3 separate regions of the Mus musculus genome follow, and all the other regions are linked to region 3. Evidence: chromatin loops called from intact Hi-C (ENCODE). Cell type or tissue: left cerebral cortex. All regions are shown on one strand. Each heading gives the region's core, and the rest is flanking DNA. Links, peaks and the distances in the headings are about the cores only.

Evidence for each region. A loop is a pair of places that touch in the nucleus more often than their neighbours do. Peaks named below come from ENCODE experiments on the same cell type or tissue, not always from the same donor. Only the 100,000 strongest peaks of a DNase experiment are listed, where the experiment ranks them.
Region 1: a loop joins it to region 3, with 3.0 times the contacts of the local background. A loop is called at or near these places in 2 of 42 quality-filtered maps.
Region 2: it touches region 3 in a loop (2.9-fold over the local background); 7 of 42 quality-filtered maps call a loop at or near these places.

What each region holds. Positions count from the first base shown.
Region 1 is chr9:51,926,079-51,932,299 of GRCm38, forward strand. It overlaps 4933407I05Rik (RIKEN cDNA 4933407I05 gene), which reads left to right. Exons shown (of 3, transcript NR_040731.1): 3 at 455-925. Among named protein-coding and RNA genes, the nearest start is that of Gm6980, 4.5 kb to the left of the region's middle. In left cerebral cortex, for the core only: no CTCF peak of the experiment used is centred there; DNase peaks (open chromatin) are centred at 2,185, 2,764 and 3,037.
Region 2 is chr9:51,947,811-51,954,031 of GRCm38, forward strand. Fdx1 (ferredoxin 1) reads right to left here. Exons shown (of 4, transcript NM_007996.2): 3 at 767-896. Among named protein-coding and RNA genes, the nearest start is that of Fdx1, 13 kb to the right of the region's middle. In left cerebral cortex, for the core only: a CTCF peak has its summit at 3,727 (motif pointing left); DNase peaks (open chromatin) are centred at 2,963 and 3,721.
Region 3 is chr9:51,158,792-51,165,012 of GRCm38, forward strand. Gm32742 reads right to left here. Exons shown (of 31, transcript XM_017313740.1): 2 at 1,474-1,516; 3 at 1,034-1,251; 4 at 279-440. The coding sequence starts at 1,192. Among named protein-coding and RNA genes, the nearest start is that of Gm32742, 6.9 kb to the right of the region's middle. In left cerebral cortex, for the core only: a CTCF peak has its summit at 3,122 (motif pointing right); a DNase peak (open chromatin) is centred at 3,146.

The DNA.
Region 1 (6,221 bases), core at 1,754-4,253, 770 kb after region 3:
ACACACACACACACACACACACACACACACACACGGGGGCGGGGGGTAGGGGAGAGACAGTGAGTAAATGAGTGAGCTAGGGGGCATGTGATGGGTTAGAGGTTACAAATGAAACAGTCATCACTAGAAATTGATACCATGGGTGTAACTGATGCTTGGCAGAGTGCCTTCATGGACCATATCACACCCATCACTCTCTAAGTGCCTATTACCGTGCCAGATAGTACAGGCACTCTCATTTTGTCTGGTGAGGCTAGGAACCCTTGGCACTCAGACACTAAAAGCTGTCCACGCTCACTCGGGGGCTACAAATTCAGGTTTCATTGAGTCAAGCTGCATGGAGCCATGGAAGGGGAGAGGGCAGGTTGGAGAGATGGCCCTGGACTTGCCAGTAGCTATCCTATGAGTTATTTGGAGATGTTTGGCACTTACTCGCTCCCTCTGTTGGTTCTAGTGTGACTTCTGAAGAGCACTGCCTGACTTCAATACCCACGGTCACCTTCCCTTCCAACTGAGGAGTGTGAGACAGAAGGCTGCTGGAAAATGTAAAGAAAAAAAAAAGGCATAGCGGCAGGTTCATCCTTGCAACGACGCTTGCTGGAGTCTCCTTGTTAGAAGAGCAGAATGTTCCAGAAATGCAGCAAAGCAGAGCCTGAGCTGAGTCTTCAGGCATCAGCAGCCTAGTGAAGAAGACATGTGGCCCAACAGATAGGTGTGCAGCAATAATTAAAGACCTGGTATCTGGCCATAGACCTTGGCGGGCCTGTGGTATGCCTGGAGTCTAGGGATAAGAACAGCCGCACGTGTGCATGCAAGTCACCGGGAGCCCTACTGGCCTGTTTTCTAAGTGGATCAGGCTCCAGTAAAGATCACCAGCTTACTTGTTTAAAAGGGTTTTCTCCAGATCTACTAAAAGAGGATGTCCAACAAAGAGGCATCAAAACAGTGCGCGCGCACGTGTGTGTGTGTGTGTGTGTGTGTGTGTGTGTGTGTGTGTGTATGTGTGTGTGTGTGTGTGTGTATGTGTGTGTGTGTGCGTGTGTGTGTGTGTGTGTGTATGTGTGTGTGTGTGTGTGTATGTGTGTGTGTGTGTGTGTGTGTGTGTGTGTGTGTGTGTGTGTGTGTGTGTGTAAAGAAGCCTAAGTTGATGTCAGGCAGTGCTGCCTCATTTGCTCTCCACCTTATTTCCTGAGACAGGCTCTCTCACTGAACCTAGAGCTTGTCACTTTGGCTAGCCTGGCTGACTGGTAAGTCCCAGCAATTCTCCCATCTCTATCTCCCCAGCACTGCCATGCCTGGTTGTCAGTTTATTGTTTTTAATACAGGCTTCAGGGACACAATTTACACAAGTACTTTCCTGACTGAGCCATCATCCCAGCCCTTAAATGGGAATTCTCATTCCTGCTGGGTTTTCTTTATAATGTGTCTGGGTGTTTTGCCTGCTTGTGGATCTTTGCACTACATGCATGCCTGGTGTCTATGGAGACTCAAAGGTGTCAGGTACCCTGGAAACGGAGTTACAGAGGGTTATTAGCCTCCACATGAGAGCCAGAAAATGAACCTGGGTCCTCTACAAGAGCGTCCAGGGCTCTTAAACACTGAGCCATCTCTCCAGCCTCTACACTGGTATTCTCAATAAGTCCTCATGTGGCTCTTAGGACCAGGCAAGTTTGGAAGTGATCTGGCCTGGATACAGGGTAATGGGAACTAATTCCAGACTCATTTTAACTGGGCGTCCTGTTTTCTCAAGCATCCTCACTCAACACACACGCCTTGCAGCATGTCCCTACCAGGCCTCCAGACTTCTGGACACCCCACACACACCATCCCACCCAATACCCCACCCCCACCCTCAGCCTAGTAAAACTGCATGTAACTTTTACTCTCAGAAGGATCTCAGCAAACCAGCCCTTTTCTAACAGCTGAAATCACAGACCACACTCTGTCTCTCCTTGTTTCCTTTTTATTAGGTGATAAAGGGCTTGGGTCTGCGGTGTACTCCCGGGAGGAATGATGGCCACTGTGGTGATAAAGGGGGAAGGAGAAGAGAAGGTCCGTCTGGGAAGAGGGATTGGAGTGGTGAGGAGGAATGTTTATGGGTCAGAACAGCATGCCTGGAGCCATTTGGCAAACTGTGCTAGAACACGCCTTCATGAAGAGACAAGCGGAATGTCCTGCTAAGCCTTCCTAGGAGCGCTGGCCAGAGCTGCCTGAGTGACGAGCAATCGCACAGTATCGATTCTGTGCATGCTGTGTGAGCAGGCTAGAGATTAGGTTTCTTTCACAAGACCAATCGGCTTGCTCTTGCTTCCACGTTTGGGGAATTGCTCTCTACCTTGGGTACCTTGGCTTCAGATAGTTCAGAAAGGATTAGTGAGAAATTCCGTTGCAATTGCTGTTTGAAACAAAGTGGGGAAAAATGGGGAGGGGGGAGGAGACACAATGCCAAAAAAATGAAAACTCATTTTAGCTCTTCTATTAAAGCCAGATGTATTTTAGGCCCAGTTTCTAGGCAACTGCATAATGGTAATATTCTCGAATCTTTTTTTTTTAAGACTCAAGACTGTCAGAGTCAGTAAAGGTCATAAGGTAATTATAAAGTAATAAGGATGACATACGAGAGGCAGAGTCACTCAGGACGCTTGGGAGGCACTGACATTTTCTAGTCTGCATTCATTTTCAGGAACTCTGAGATCTCACCCTGGGCATGTGCACTGCCCCCTTCAGCAAGCCTCCTGTGCAATCAAACAGGACATCGGCCTGGCACCTGGCCCTCAGTCATCACATCTCTCAAATCATTCCTCAAGGACCAGTGTAGTCCCACCCCGTGCACATCTAAGAATGCCTCGGCAGCAACAAAGAACTTTCTCCCTGGCTATTGCCTCGGAGAGCAGACCCAAGGCTCAGGACAAATACTGAACTCAGAGAGGAGGGGTAGAGTGGAGAGAGGGAGAGACAGAGAACGCTAAAGTCTGGAGGGGTGTGGTTGCGCCCAACCTGGTATAAGATGGGCCTGATCTTCATTGTGTTGACATTTACTGAGTTCCTGGAGCACATTGCTAAGCAGGCCTTGTGTTACCACTACACCTTCACAGCTGTGGGCAGAGGATTCCGGTTCTATGGAGGAAGAAGCTTGATCTTGGAGCAGTTAATGAGCGTCTCTAGCTCCCTCGCTTGCTACATATTCATAAGTCCTCATCCTTACAAGGCTCTTTATAAGATTATATGATGTAATCTATGTGAAGATGCAGTTCTGGACATACGAACACTCAGAGCATCCAGGAGCTGCTGGCCATCAGAAGTAAGGACTTCAGTGCTTGCACCACCTGGCAAGTCCCTTTCCCACCTCCCCACCCTTCCACCTCCAGGCAGTCCTCCTAACTCTGCTGCTAGGGAGGGTCACTGTCCACTCCTGGAATGCTCTTCTGTAGCATCCACCCCACAGTCCATCCTAGTTAAGACTGCAGCGCCTCGTTTTCCTTACTCCCTACACCCTCCTCTGTTCATAGCACTCACCACCATCTAAAACACACTGTGATTTTCTTTAATGTATATCTGTGCATGTGCATGTGTGTGCCCGTGTGTGCATGCCTGTGTGTGTGTGCCCGTGTGCGTGTGCGTGTGCGTGTGTGTGTGTGTGTGTGTGTGTGTGTGTGTGTGTGCAGGCAGAATGGGATATCAGATTCCTTGGAGCTGGAGTTACATGTGGTTGTAAACTGCCAAACATTGGTGCTTAGGGCCCAAATTCAGACCCTCTAGACACACTCTTGTAAAGCCCAGCCAAGCTCGTTTTTGAAGAAACTCCATTTTGTGTGAAACCAGGGGCTAAACTCCAATTCCAGGAGGAAAACCACAAAGTCTATTGAGCAAACATTCCACAACAACCCTCCCCCTTCCCACCCGCCCCACCCCCACGGCAACAGCCAGTAAGGTTACAATAGTCAGGTTACAAGAGTAGGGTTAAGATACATACAGGTAACGGAAGACATCCTGCAGAGAATAGATAACTTGGCCATCCTCTTTGTCAGGGTGGTTTTGTCCCTGTGTTCGGTTCCTGCAGATTACACCCAGAAACAGTTTTTAAAATAGTAACTTGCTGACCAGTTTGGAAATTCCCCAAGCTTGCTGTAACCACAGTAAAAATCCTGCACCCCTAGACTAAGGCTCTCACTCTGACCCACTGAGAATGGGACGGTGAGAGACCTTGCTCTTGAGCTCATAATAAAGACCCTTATGTGTTTGCACTGGAATTGTCTCCTCAGTGGTTTTGGGGTCCCTGGGATTAGGCATAATACTCTTAACCACTGATCATCTCTCTGGCCTTATGTTGTCACTTCCTGCTCTCAGGATCCCACTTTTAAAAAGCGGTAAACACTCCCATTTACCAGCTTGATCTTGTCCTAGCTGAGGCCTCACCTAGATGTGCAAGAACTGTTAAATGAATACTTGCTTGTGTGTGTTTCTTCTTTCTCCTCTCCCTCCATCTCTCAAGGTCACACACCTATTAGAAAAGAAGTCTTTGACCTTTGACCTTCCAGCTGTCAGTGATAACGGAATAACTGATGGCTCTAAGACCAAAGCACGCCCTGATCCTAGGCGAGCGTGGGCGTTGGGGGTGTGGGCATGAATCTGCTAGAGGAAGAAGTGGGATGGAGAGCTAAGTGCCATAGGCTCACACACTCACTTGTGCCCACACAGGCAAATATACATACACTTATGCACATCACACACACACACACACACACACACACACACACACACACATGCACACACACGCACACACGTACACACGCACACAGCTAAAAAGCATCAAAACCAAAATTAAAAAAAACAAAATCCAAGTAAGACAAGATTTGCAATGTTTTTTGAGGAAGAGGGCATTTCCTGACTATCTGTTTATGATACACCTGGCCTTTGCTCAAGTTGACAAGAGAGAACACAGACCCGTCAGAACCCTGCATCACCAAGAGGATACCCTAGATGATGCACTTATCCTGGATAGGCCAGGGGCTCTGCACCTGACAGGGCCACTGCAGTAAGACAGGGGCTGCCAGCCTCCAGAGACCATAGAGTCCCAAGGCAAGAGAGTCTATTTTGAGGTTGCCTGAAAACCAAATTCACAGAAAGAGCCACACTTGACGTCAGTTCTAATCATGAGGACTGGTGTGACCCGCTTCTCAGGGGTTTTCCAGGCCAGAAGTTGCTTGTTGGAAGCACACTGTTCATGGCTGTTCATGAATTATCATCTGAATCATCCAAAACAAATGAAAACAATGTTTAAATTCTGGTAAACATCCAGCAATCTGGAGATTTCACATAAAAATTGGGTTCCAGCTCCTCGTGGAAAAGAACCAGAGAACAGTGATTCGCTTTCTTCTCTGACACAGTGGGCTGGGGCAAGACCATGGCTGCTGCCTTTCCCTCTTGCTGCCTTCTCTCCCTCCTAAGTAGAGACTGACCTCATTTGCAGACCGCTCGGTGGCCTTTCAGGCATTCAGATGACCGCTGAATCTTCAGAAACTGGCCTTGAACATCCATGGAAGGACTCTTACCCCATTTCCAGTCTGGTTTATCAGCTTATCTAAATTATCTATTGAGTCCTGCCAAAACATTTTCCCCTGGTAGATTACTCAATGCCAATAAAAACTGGGCATTTAAGAGCAGAGAATATAATAAACAATATAAAAGAAGACAGGAGGGGAAATGTGCGCTAGATTGGGAGAGCCACCCCAGAAAGTCAGACCCTGAGGCCTGAGCAACTGGGCTATTTTAAAAAAACATAACAAACAAACAAACAGACAAACAAACAAAACATGGAAAGTGACAGGGTGGGGCCCGGAGAAGAAATGAAAAGAGAATTATCTCTCAACAGGAAGTTGAGGGAGATGTGGAAGTGTGGGTAGGCAGGAAAGGAGTCTTCCCCCCATCAAGCCACATGGGCTAGTGCTTAGCAGCAAAACATTAATATCTATGTGCTTATCTATCTCACTAGTAATTAGACTTAGCATTCCTGGGAATTTGAATGAGGTGCTAAGTACACAGTATGTTAACTTCGGCAGGGGTGAGCTTTTTCCAGTTCAAAATGAGTGCCCCAGCCAAACAAAAAAAAGAGCGGTGGAATGTTTCCCCCAGATGGTTTGGCTCTTTAATATCTACAAACATTTTGAAGACAAACTATTTTTCAGTGTTTTCTGTGCCATTGCATTAGGTGATGACTGCTG
Region 2 (6,221 bases), core at 1,754-4,253, 790 kb after region 3:
AAATATACTTAAACAAAGCCCACTCTCAGTAAGTAATAAGCCTCCTTAATTATGCCTTGAAACAGTAAATCCAGGAGAAGTCTTCCTTGACTCTGAGACTGGAGAATTAAAAAATAGTATCACTAATGCCATCTGTTCTATGGAGCTTGCCATGTTTAAGAGAAACTCTACCTACTAATTAATAAGCTCTGATTAATTTCTTTAACATACACTTAGAAAAATAACTAGTCACCTTAACATAATTACTACTATATATTACGTTTCTTTGAAAACTCAATTCTCTGAAACAGGTAAAAATCTCCACTATAATTTTGTTCAATTATCAAATCTGTCTTTCAAGAATACTATAAAAAGTATTCCATTTAATTCCACCCTAATAAATTGTGATAAATATTAATTCCTGGCATAAATAGACTAAAAAGATATATTACAATTTAGAAATTATATTACTACCAATTAATTCTTTGACTTGTAAAAGAGAAGTTTCATGGAGGCCTTGTGGACAGTGAAAGAGAAATATCCCCAGACTTCATGACTTGTGCTATACCCACAAGGGCACTTCTACTCATGCGTATGACCTAAGACCTAAAGGAATATTAACACAGACTTTTCCAGGTTGTTGATAACAATGAAGCAACTTTAAACCCTTACCTGACAAGGCAGGTTTTGTGCCTTATGTCTGTGATCTCTGCACTCATGAGTGTGAGTCACCCTGACCAAAAGTTATAATCCTGTCCTTCAAACAAAACCAACAAAATCTACTCACCTGTCTGTTAGTCCAAAAGCCAGGTCAAGCATGTCATTCTCTTCATCAGTAATGGCATCTAACTTCTCATAGATGTGATCCTCAAAGATAAGATGACAAGTAGAGCAAGCCAACGTTCCCTCACACGCACCTGTCAAAGCAGCACAAGGTGACCATACCATCCACTGTAGCAGTGCACACCTGGCTACTGCGAAATGCACTTTAGTTTTAGAATCAGCTGCACACTTAAAAGGGCTGAAATACTGAGTAATCATGAGTCAGGAATAGGTCGCCCATCCTCACACAGTCGTAAATCACTCAGTACTTCACAAAGGTTCTGAACAGATAATGTGAGGGGACCATGAAGGTCATACAATTCGAATATTAAAATGTATACATGTTCATAACTGAGACACACAGACACGTAAAGATGCGTTCTGAAATACATATAGCAATGATGCATATAATCATTTGCACATAATTCACCTTGTCTGGAGAGCTCAAAACAACCAATAAGGACTTGCATTATATAAGAGAAAGCATCTAACCTACACCTAAATAAAGATAATCATTCTTTTCTCTCAATCCTCTAAATAATTGGGTTTAATCAAACAAGATGTTTTAAGAAGCACCACAGATTCAAATACTGTGAATATTTGTGTTCCACATTTAGATTATATTTATTTTACATTTGTGTGTTATGTATGTATGTGCGCATATGTGCATCATATTACAGAGTGAATGTGGAAGTCAGAGAACAGCTTGTGAGAGTTAGTTCTCTCCTTCCATGATGCAGGTTTCAATGACCAAACTCTGGTTACCAGATGTGGTTGACAAGTGCCTTTCCTTGCTGAGCCATCTTGCCAGACCTTTGCTCAATTTTAAACCATTAATTTAACAGTTATTTATTCAGTTCTTATTATGATCCAGGTACCCTACAAAGGAATCTAACAAAATCATGTCATCCAGCCAAATCAAGGCAGAGTCTGCTGAGAAACAGCCTCAGACTTCATTTGGAAATCTCCTCACAAAGAAATTCAACCATATAAGCCAGGGCTTCCTGAACTTTCCACTCATGTCCCACTTCCAAGTGAGAAATTTTTATGTGACCACAGGTCACAGGCAAATAAAATAGGTACAGAAATCAAGTGTGTAATTTTAATAAACCAGAAAGCCAATTATTTGATATACACACACATATATGTACACACACACACACAAACACACATACACATATTTATACACAAGATCTCTCAGAATTTTACTAGCCAGATAGCCTGGAGTACACAACACAGTAGTAAAAACAAGGAGACCTGTCTCAACAAGGTAGACAGTAAGAAAACTCCATACCATACACAGAATACACATAACCACACACACATAACCACACACACACAGACACAGAAAGAGAAAGAAAAAGAGAAATAGAAGAGAAAGAGAGAAGAGAAACACCTTCGTTTTTATTAAAGCCATTTTAAAGTAGTGATAGCATCAGGAAGGCCCAAGACACGAAGTTCAAGAGCATAGGAGTTCCCCGCCTATAACTACCTCTCCCGTTATATGTCATGGTAGGCTTCTTTACTTTCCATGCTTCAATTATCTTAATAGTAACTATACCAACCTCTTGTAACCTAGGAGTTACAAGAATCATGAGTATAAATAAATTATATGTATTGGCAACGTAGGGGTTGTGGTAATTACTATTTGGAAATGGTCAGACTCTCAGGCTGCTGGAGGCTGAGGAAGGAAACTGCATCAGTGTTCTCATCCAGCACTAGACCCTGCGTGCTCCAATACTAACCTGATTGGCAAGATGTGCCCTTGGTGCAACAGTGGCATGTTTGTCACGTCACAGGGTAATCAACAACTTTCTGACTGGATTTTAAGCTGGCTTCACAGAAGGGATTTCATGCCTGTTATTGTAAATCTGGTCAAAAGTCCATGACAAGAGAGACCACAGGCCCTGGGAATTTATTGTTAAGCTGTCCAACTGCCTTCTAAATATTCATGTTTACAACCATAGATTTGTGTTGTTCTCAACTCAGGTGGAAGGAGCTTGATTTTGCAGTAGGTAATGGTTAACACAGAGACTCATAATTGGTCAAAGTGACAAAGAAAGTAGAGATAAGGCTCAGGGAACATTTTGGAAGAGGGCCTGAAGGAGTGTGAAGCACTGTTTGATGAGGAGGAAAGCTGTAAAATGCTGACATCTGGACATGGCACAGCTTCTGCAATACATAGCAGCTATGATTGCCTGCACAGGATCAAGCCAGTCGAAAATCCAGCATGGATGCAAGAGTTCCCTTGGCAAAGGAACTGCTGGCAGTTGATGGTTGCTGAGAGAGAGAGAGTAACTCTCTTTTGAGGACATGACAACACTGGTAGGTTGGCCATGCCCCAATTGATGGATGGCCCTACACTCATGCATGTTAGCAGCACTAATTGGTCTTTGGGGTTATTAATATCAAAAGGAGGTCAAGAAGTTTAAAGGAAGACAGGGTAGAAAACACTAAAGGAAGCTGGAGGGAAGTAGTAGTGAATGGAGATAATAAAGGCACACTCTATAGATATGTGAAATTTCTACTCTCCGTTTATGAAATTTGGGTGCTAATAGGATGTTTTCTATATGAAAGTCTTGGGTTAAGATCATTCTGTCCACTTACAATGCTAAGATAAAGTGGGCCACCCACCCATACCTAACCCCTTTCCTAACCAAAACCTAGAATACAGCTATGTTGGAAGTTACAGATTGAAAATATAAAATTATATATAAACATTTTGTTCAAAGGATGATCTAGCATAAGAGAAATGCAATGCTACGCATAACAGCAAGCAGAAATACAGACTTCTATAAACATTACTAGGACCTCTTATCTTGGATAGTCATAAAACAGGCATATGAAACATACAGAAGAAAAAAAGTTTGAAATGATGAGCTAGATCAATTTAATCACAGATGTGTAACTGCCCCCAAGTGGCAGAGTACTGAAACGCACAATACTGAAAAACTGATCTATTAACATACAAGTTGGTAGAAAGAATATTTATTTATTGTATTACTTCCCAAGTTTACAACTGTCCATTTTGGTTCACTTATTGCCTCATTCCCTCATATACAGTAAGTTATAAATTGAGAGTGACTGTATTGCTCACCAGAGACCAATGGAAGCAGAACACAGACGTGAATTACGGAAATGTGGTAAATGCTATGAAAGCACGGTCTGAGGTAGACCCGACAATGACAGACTATCACAGACTGGGTGCCACAAGCGATCCAAGTTTATAATGGGTTGGGAGTAAAGAGAGAAACCTTACTAGGGACTGGGTGGTTAGGTGAAGGAAGATTTCTTTTGTTACCTAAGCCCAGTATCCTACACCCTAGAATCCAGCCATTTCTTCCATAACATTTGTCACCATCTACTATGCATTTCTCCTGTATGCTATAAGGGACTAATACAAAGACACTTAATACAGAATAGTAAGTATGCATTTGTGGGATGAGGGAGAAAAGATGGTACCTTGGCAGAGGTGTCTTGGCAGAGGAGCACATGAAGTCTTGAAAAGTGGTGATTTGGTGTAAGTTCAAGCTTCTAAGAGGTCAGCATTGCTACACTAGGAAGAGCAATGAGAAGTGGAGGGGGAGGGGAAGAGCAGTGGGGAACATAATACGTGTAGCCTTTTAGGTCAATGAGGAATATGGATTTAATCTTAAATGCAATGGCAAATCCTTTGTGGTTTTACTCAGAAAACTAATACAGCTGATATCAGACAATCACCCCAGCTTCAGAGCTCCGATTGGAAGCAGGTTCACAGGTCCAGTGGCTTCATAGAGCCAAGTGATAAAGATAATGGAGCCAAAAGAAGCGTCTGGAGGCTTAAGGAAGAGAAGATGCTGATGTACCAGGAGAAAACCTGCTGCTCAGGCTCCAGCCTGCAGTAGCTGGATAGTGTTCATGATGAATACAGGAAATGCTGGAGGAAGCTTTAGGGGAGGGGCGGAGGCTGTTTTAAGAACATGATTTTTACCAGCAACATGGTTCATCAGGTAAGGACAACTGTTGCCAAGCTTGATTGCTGACTTGAGATTTATGCTCACAATGCACATGGTGGGAAAAACAAACTCCTCTAACCTATCTCTAGCCTTCCACATACGTGTTATAGCAAGTGTGTGCCTGTACTCACACACAAGTATTATACACATGTGGTGGAGGAGATAAGTACATGTTTTAAAAATCAATAATTGAGTTCTAAATACCTTTGGGGTTTCCAAAAAGAAACATAAAGTAGGGAGTTGAATCTACAAGTTCATGATCAGAGGAGAGAACTGAATCAAAGATGGAAAGTTAATCTCTATCAGCATCTAGGAAGGGCTTATAGTCACAGAGTAGATGAGATTACATGGAATCTCACGGAGATACTGCAGAAACCATGGACTTGGTCAGGCACATGGCGAGCTCAGTGAGTGATGCTGTTTTGGGGGATGCCACGGAAACCTTTAGGAGGTACAGCCTTGCTGAAGAAGCATGTCACTGGGTCAGGCTTTTGGTCTATAACCTCACCACTTCCAGTTCCTTCTCTCTCCTTCACATCTGTGGTTGAAGATGTGATCTGTTAGCTTCCTGCCAAGACCACCTGCTGCCATGTCTCCCTCATTATTATGGACTTTCTATATGGAACCATATGCAAACCAAGATAAACGCTTTCTTACCTAAGTCACTTTTGGTCAAGGGAGTTTTATCACAATAAAAAAGATCCTGATACACTCAGACTAACACATTTGATCTTTGTAGCAACTGTATGGAGTAAATACTAGTACTAGCCCCACTCTATTAGAGAGAAGACAAGACAAGAAGTTAGGCCTAACCCAAAGCCACAGACTGAGTGACAGAGTGGACAAACGAGCCTAGGCAGGAAACCCTACTCAACCACACTAAAAAGGGATTAGTGGGAAAACACTGTTTTAACTTTGATTCACAGTGTGTATTTAATTTTACACCAACACTTCATAAAATAAATATTTCACAGTAAAATTCCTGCAAAAGATGTTGTGTTTTTCTATGTTTTTAGAAATTAATTAACTTCTCTAAGATGCTAGTCTGAAGCCAATCAAGTGGAACTGGAATGTAGAGTGCTTGCCTAGCATACATGACGCTTTAGGTTTCCTCTCCAGCATGACAGAAATCAGGCTTGGTGGCTTGTATACTCAGAGATAAAGAAGGAAGATCAGGAGTTCAAGGCTGACCTCAGATACATAATTTCAAGGCCAACAAGGATACAGTAGGTCAGGTGTTTTATCACAGCAACAGAACAATAACAAATACAGTAGAAGGACTTTTGTAACAAAACAACTCCCTTCTGGTGTTTAATTCTTAACTCTTCTAGAACTGTCTTATACAACTGTACAGCCTTATAGTCTATGACTATCAGTTCTCTGTTGATGGGCAGTTGTTTTTGCTACTCTTTTCTGTTAGAAACA
Region 3 (6,221 bases), core at 2,005-4,504:
GGGTTTAGGGCAGCCAAGATGGAGTATAGGTTTTAAAAGTAAGTAGTAACTCACGATTATCAGAGGTGAGCGTGTTAACCATGTGGAGGTTTGGAAGTGGCCCAACCATTAAGCTGTTTAAGGCATATGAAAATATAAGGGTGTGTGTGTGTGTTTCATTTGAGAACCCAGAATGTTGGGACAGGTATCGAGGAGTGCAGCTGTCACCACCACCACCAGGGTTGATTTGAGTAGCTATATTTGGGTACAGCAACAAGGGTCTCTGAGCACCCTCCTACCTCCTGGGCACAGTGGTCACTCCATTGTTCTTTGGTCAGACATTTCCCCTCCTGGTTCCAAGTGGCTCCGTCTTTGCAGTCGTGGTGTTCCCTCTGGACACAGCCCACTGGGTCACCAATGTCTTCATAGCCAGGGAGGCAAGGGCACTGGCCATCGCTGGGCTGGAAGTAAGGATGTGTGGGAGGAGGCCCATCTCAGGCTGGCTGGTTAATAGCCTTTAGGTGTGAACATTTCTGAGATGTACCAGGAGAGAGGGCAGGAGAGGTGAAGTGAGCAGACAGGGTTGGAGTGGCACAGGGGCATGGTTGCTGTGGTTACTGGTATACTATCATTTTAGTTAAGAGGACAGGAGAATTTCAGTTAACAGAAGGGCTTACAAGCACATTTGCTGGCTTACAGGAAAAATTCAGGTTAGAAGGGCCTGGGTGGAAGTGTGTTTTGAGGGATCACTCTATATAATGACATTTCCTTCCAGAAAGTTAACTATATTTAGCAAAGTAACTAACTATCCAACTAACTATCCCCACAGAGAAACCAGTTAAATCTGAATTTCAGGTGTATGAATACTTTTGATTAGTCCCATAAGACACTAAAACACTATCCAGTATTTACCTGAAATTCACATTTAACTGTACCTTACAACCTTACTCCCAAGCCTACATTGGTCAGGTTACACCTGAGCTAAACTTGACTGGGAACCGAAACAGCCCTGGAAATGCAGCCCGCCCTTGGGTCCCACTGCAGGAGGGCATACCTGGAATCTACGTCCAGGTCTCTGACAGACACAGGTGTCCTTGCCCTCCTCTGGCTGGGTGGCCTCAGAGCCGCACGGGAAACATGCATTCTGGCCGTGCCAGGGGTTGAAGAACTCCGAAGGGCAGAGGTGGCAGGAAGGGGTGGTATGGGGACCCATTCCAGAGAGGAAAGTTCCAGGGGGACAAGGGGCAGGTGTCGGCACAGAGCAGGGCCTACCTATGGGGTGGGGTGGGGGGGTGACAGAAAGGGTTAACACCCAAGAGCTGGTCCCTGTGATTTCCCAGGGCTCCTCTTCCCCGACATTAGTCATTAGCTCTCCTCACAGCTCTCCCCTCTCCTCAATTTTACTCCCAAACTTCTTTGTACAAATTTAATTTAAGCCTCTACCCTCTGGGCATCCTGGTGGGTCCGGCTCTCCTTTTGCACAGGCAATCTCACCTTGGCAGGCCAGAGGATGCTCTATGACCAGGCATGTGGGTCTCTGGAGGATGAAGCAGAAGGCAGCTATGAGGACCGGTACCTCTGGGAGGTTACCAAAGAAGAGACCCTTCATCTTCTGGGCAGGGGTAACAGCAGCAGAGAGCAAAGCAGATGTGGAGGTGGGTGAGGTGAGGCACCAAGGAAGGTATCAGGCAGAGGTGGAGAGATAGGGGAGGCAAAGTGATGGACAGGGTGACAGGCATGAGGAGACAAGATAATGGTGTTCAACAGAGGCAGAGTGATCTGGGCTCTGGAAGGACAGCTTCTGCCTGGTGGCAGCGATAGCTGTCAGTCACTGAATAAGTCATGAGGATGAAATCTGAGATATGGGTCCTCTGGGCAGCCTTGGCCCAGACCATGCAACTCCATGGCTCCTTTTCTCTTCTCCTCTACCTTTCCTCCCGAGCAGCATGAGCCAGCAAGCTTAGCATTGGGCAGAGTGAAGCCAAGGGTTGTTCCAGCATTTTCCTTTCACAAGGCCAAATAGTCAGACTCCTTTAAGCATTCTGGGTGCAAACCCCATGAGAGATAAGGTAGAGAGATTACAGTTTTTGTCTCTGCTACAGGACACACAATACAACACACACTCACAAACCCTTAGGGAGCCATCTAGCTCTTCCCCCTCATTTATAGTGAAAAAGTCGGAGCCCCATTCTGGACTGAAATTCAGTTTTAACAGATGGGTGACGCCGTTCAAGTGCTCCTAGACCATGCATACAAGAAGTCACTGGAAACTGCAAAGCAGCCAGAGTCCCTGGTGCAACCAGGTGATTCCCCAGAGAAGATGAGCAGTGGATGCGGCTGAGAAAAGCAGGCTCTCAAAATGGAATAATCCATTGCTTTATTGCTTATAAAAAGTGATAGTGGGTAATACTGCCCAGCTTTCTTTATGGCTGCTGTGAAAAATCACTGATGCCCACAAGACCAGAAGTATCGTGAAGAGCGTAAACCCAGATCAGGTTCAGTGCTCTGTGTGATGGATGGTTGCTTAGAAGCCTTCAGAAAAATTCAATATATCACATTGCAGTGAGGCCTAATTTAAAAGAGAGGGAGGGGGAGGAAGATGAAGAAGAGGAAGAGGAGGAGGAGAAGGAAGAGGAGGAGGAGGAAGCAGAAATGGATTTTGATTTGCCCTGTGTTATTCATCAATGTTCCCTTCAAGTAACTTACAATTGATTGCTTTTAAGAAGAGATCACCCACTTGACACCCAGACAAGTGACCCCAGTTCAAGGGAATTCCATTCACTTAACCAGTTTTGGTCTTTTGATCTATCATTATTTCGACCTATTATCTATTTTCTAGGCTCCTTTCTGGGTGTGGTGATACTTAAAAGGATGTCCTAGAAGCTCAGAAGGATCGATCGCTGGATGCTATTTTGCAGTCAGGGCTGGAAAGAGAATTACGAGGTGTAGAAGTAAAGGCTCCTTGTAGAGACTCTTTTGAGGGGGAAATTTAGATTTAAGTGCTCACTGTCCTCCAGGCTGATAGCTTCCTGTAGGGCCACTGCTTTGCAGAGTCCCTCAGCCTGTGAGAGACCCTTGATAGGCACCTGACTCTTTTCAGCTATTTTGTTGCTGAGCCGTTCGCCCTGCCTGCTTTTTGTCTTGCCAGTAGGTGGCACTGTGAGCTTGCAGGAATTGGTGAGCTGGCATGGACCAAGCAGTGGGGTGTAGGTATCTGCTAGAATGAGGGAGGAGAGAAAATGCTGTTAGCAGGTGTGTGTGTGTGTGTGTGTGTGTGTGTGTGTGTGTGTGTGTGTGTGTGTGTGTGTATGTCTTTTTAAAGTTTAAGCAGACACTCTTTTGAACGCATTTAAATATAGTCACACTAACCGGCCTTGGGTTTTACTCCACATTAGCCCAGCACCATTTTGCAGGCTCACCTATGTCACATAGTCCTTCTCTGGCATGAAGCTCCTAAGGGGGCTTAGTGCTGGGCCTTGTCTTTTTGTTCAAGTTGTCTGATAGCTGGTCACTGCCAGGCCTACTGTATCTCCCCTGGTTCCAACTATCACTTCTGTCTGTCCATCTGTTTGTTTGATTTTTGAGACAGGGTTTCTCTGTGTGACCCTGGCTTCCTGGAACTCACTCTGCAGACCAGGCAGGCCTGGAACTCAGAGATCCGCCTGACTCTGCCTCTTGAGTGCCGGGATTCAAGTCCTGCACCACCTTTAAGTGCCTGGCTTCCAACTGTCATTTCTGCCATTTCCTAACACTACCAGTTCCCAGGTTTCTGTTGGTGTCCTGGGTTGTCTCACTCAGCTTTGATTTTCTGTGGGTCTAACTACAAAGTTAAGTTTTTCCTGGAATATGACAGTAAGTATGTATTTTAATAAGCTTAGTTTCTAAAGAACAATTTCAGATTTGCAGAACCTCTTAGAGTTCCCGTGTGTCCCACTCCTAGTAATTATAGATACCGGGTGAGTACTTTAGCTAATGGCCATACTATGTTCACACTGCCTTGTCTATTCCAGGGTCAAACATTGTACTTAGTCATGTCCCTGCCTCCCTTTAACTGGGAAAGTTTCTCGAGAGTCTCTTTACTTTTGGCAATCTACATACACAAGTGCTCTGTAAAACAGGCCTTAGCTGGGTGGGATTCACTAGAAATCTCTATCGTCATTGGTCTGGAGTGTTTTTTATCTTTTAGAACACCACACCAATAAAGTGATGTTTTCTTTATAATGGAACAAAGACAAATGCTCTGAACATGGCATGACAGCACTTACGTTGCCCTTGGTCATCTGACTGTTAGGTTTTCTCCACTGTAATTCCTCCCTTGCCATACTGCACTTGTTGGCTAGAGAGTTCATTTGACCCACTCCACAGTCTCTCTCTCTCTCTCTCTCTCTCTCTCTCTCTCTCGTGCTCATATGCACTTTCTTACCTCTTTTGGCATCACAAGATCTCAAGCTCTTCTTGTCTCTTTCCTGCCGTAGCTGTTCATTCAATCAGCCATTTCCCCAGGGAGCTTTGACTCCCTTTAAGGACATTGGTTAGCATCCTGGGGTCTGGGTGATGGGTCTGTTTTGGTCCCTTAGTTTTAACTCATCTTTCCTTTCCCTTTCCATTAACTCTTCTGTCCCCAGACCATTAATTATGGAGGTTTCAAAGATTAAACCACACCTTCAACTCAATAACCTGACTTTGTCCAAATGCTTATGAGATACAGGCAATAGAGTATATATAGTCTTGGAGTTCACAGCCAAGGTGGGAGACAGGTAGACATGAATAGCTCAAATGTTGGGACGTGACACCCAAGGCCTAGAGAATCCCTAAGGAGCTAGTGACTAATTCAGACCAAGCCATTTGGGGAGTCTCTGAACCGGGACTAGAAAGATCATGCTGTGGTCTCCACATCCTGTTTCCCAGTTTAGAGCATTCCTCTAAGCTGTAGCACCTGACCAATGCTCCCTCTATGACTAGAGCAGTCACCATCAATGCTGAGGTGGCTTCCCTCTTCCCCACCAGGGCTTCTTTCTTCCCTCATGAAAATGGGCAGACTCAACTCTTCCCTCAACTCCTCTGAACCCTGAGAATTCATATGGTAATCATTTATTTAAGTTAGATTTGGGTGCATGGCACTCTGTTATTATATTGTTTATTCCTTCTTCTGGCATGGCTTAAATACTTCATAATAAAATTCAAAACATATTTATGAAGAAAAAAAAAAGAAGGAAAGTCTATGTCTCCATCATGTGTGGACGATGTCGTCAATGATTAATGACCAACAAAGTGAGATTCTGGGATTTCTGAACCCACATCATATGGGACCTTCTAGCTTCTGCACAGAGTCCCCACTTTGAGAGCAGGGACTTCCCTGCCAGACACCTGCCATTCCCAGACTGGAGCCAGGGGGCATGCAGCTGGCTTGAGTCTGCTGAAGCCTGTCTGATTAAGTGTTGCTAGGTGCTCATGAGACTCAGTACCAAATGAAACGGATTGCCCTGCTCACCGGTAATCCAGTCTCTATGGTTCAGACAACCTGAGAACAGTGACATTGTGACAACCCTTGATAACAGGAGGGACATGCAACTAGAGCCATTTAGGAAAGTCCTGGCTTGAGACGTCAAGTCTAGAGCATTAACTGTCTGCCTTGTGGTGGTATCTTTGTGTCAGTCCTGAACTGACTCAAGTTTTTTGTTTTTTGGTTTTTTTTTCCAGTCTAAAGCCATCCTCAAATAAATGTATTAAAAAATTTGGGTCTTGTGACAGTGGAGGGAAAGCTGAGGTCTTGCTGACAGCTGAGGGAATAAGAGACAGGCCAGGCACTGGGCTAACTAGGGATACTATAGTATGTCAGAGTAAGGGTAGGTAGGATATTAGTTTGAGTCTTTGGAGAAAAGTATGACAGTGATAACCAACCTAGCACATGTAGGTTGGTAACAATAATGTTATATTTACAAGGCTAGGCTATGCAGTGCCAGGAAACTGTTCTGCACTGCTTTTAGGGCTAGTGCCCCTGAGAACACTTTAGGAGGATGTCTTCAGTGACTTTCGAAGTGAGATTCTGGGATTTCTGACACCTTATAGCCTCTGCAGTGTTCATTTGGATTATTCTCTCTGGAAGCCTTGATATACCATGTAAAAGACCCCTATTGTCTGGAGACTGTCACACTTGAGAGGGTTCCTAGCTGACACAAGACTTTAGCCACCCTTATTCACTTGGAAGCCGTGAATAGAAGATACCTTTAGACTCTTAGGTT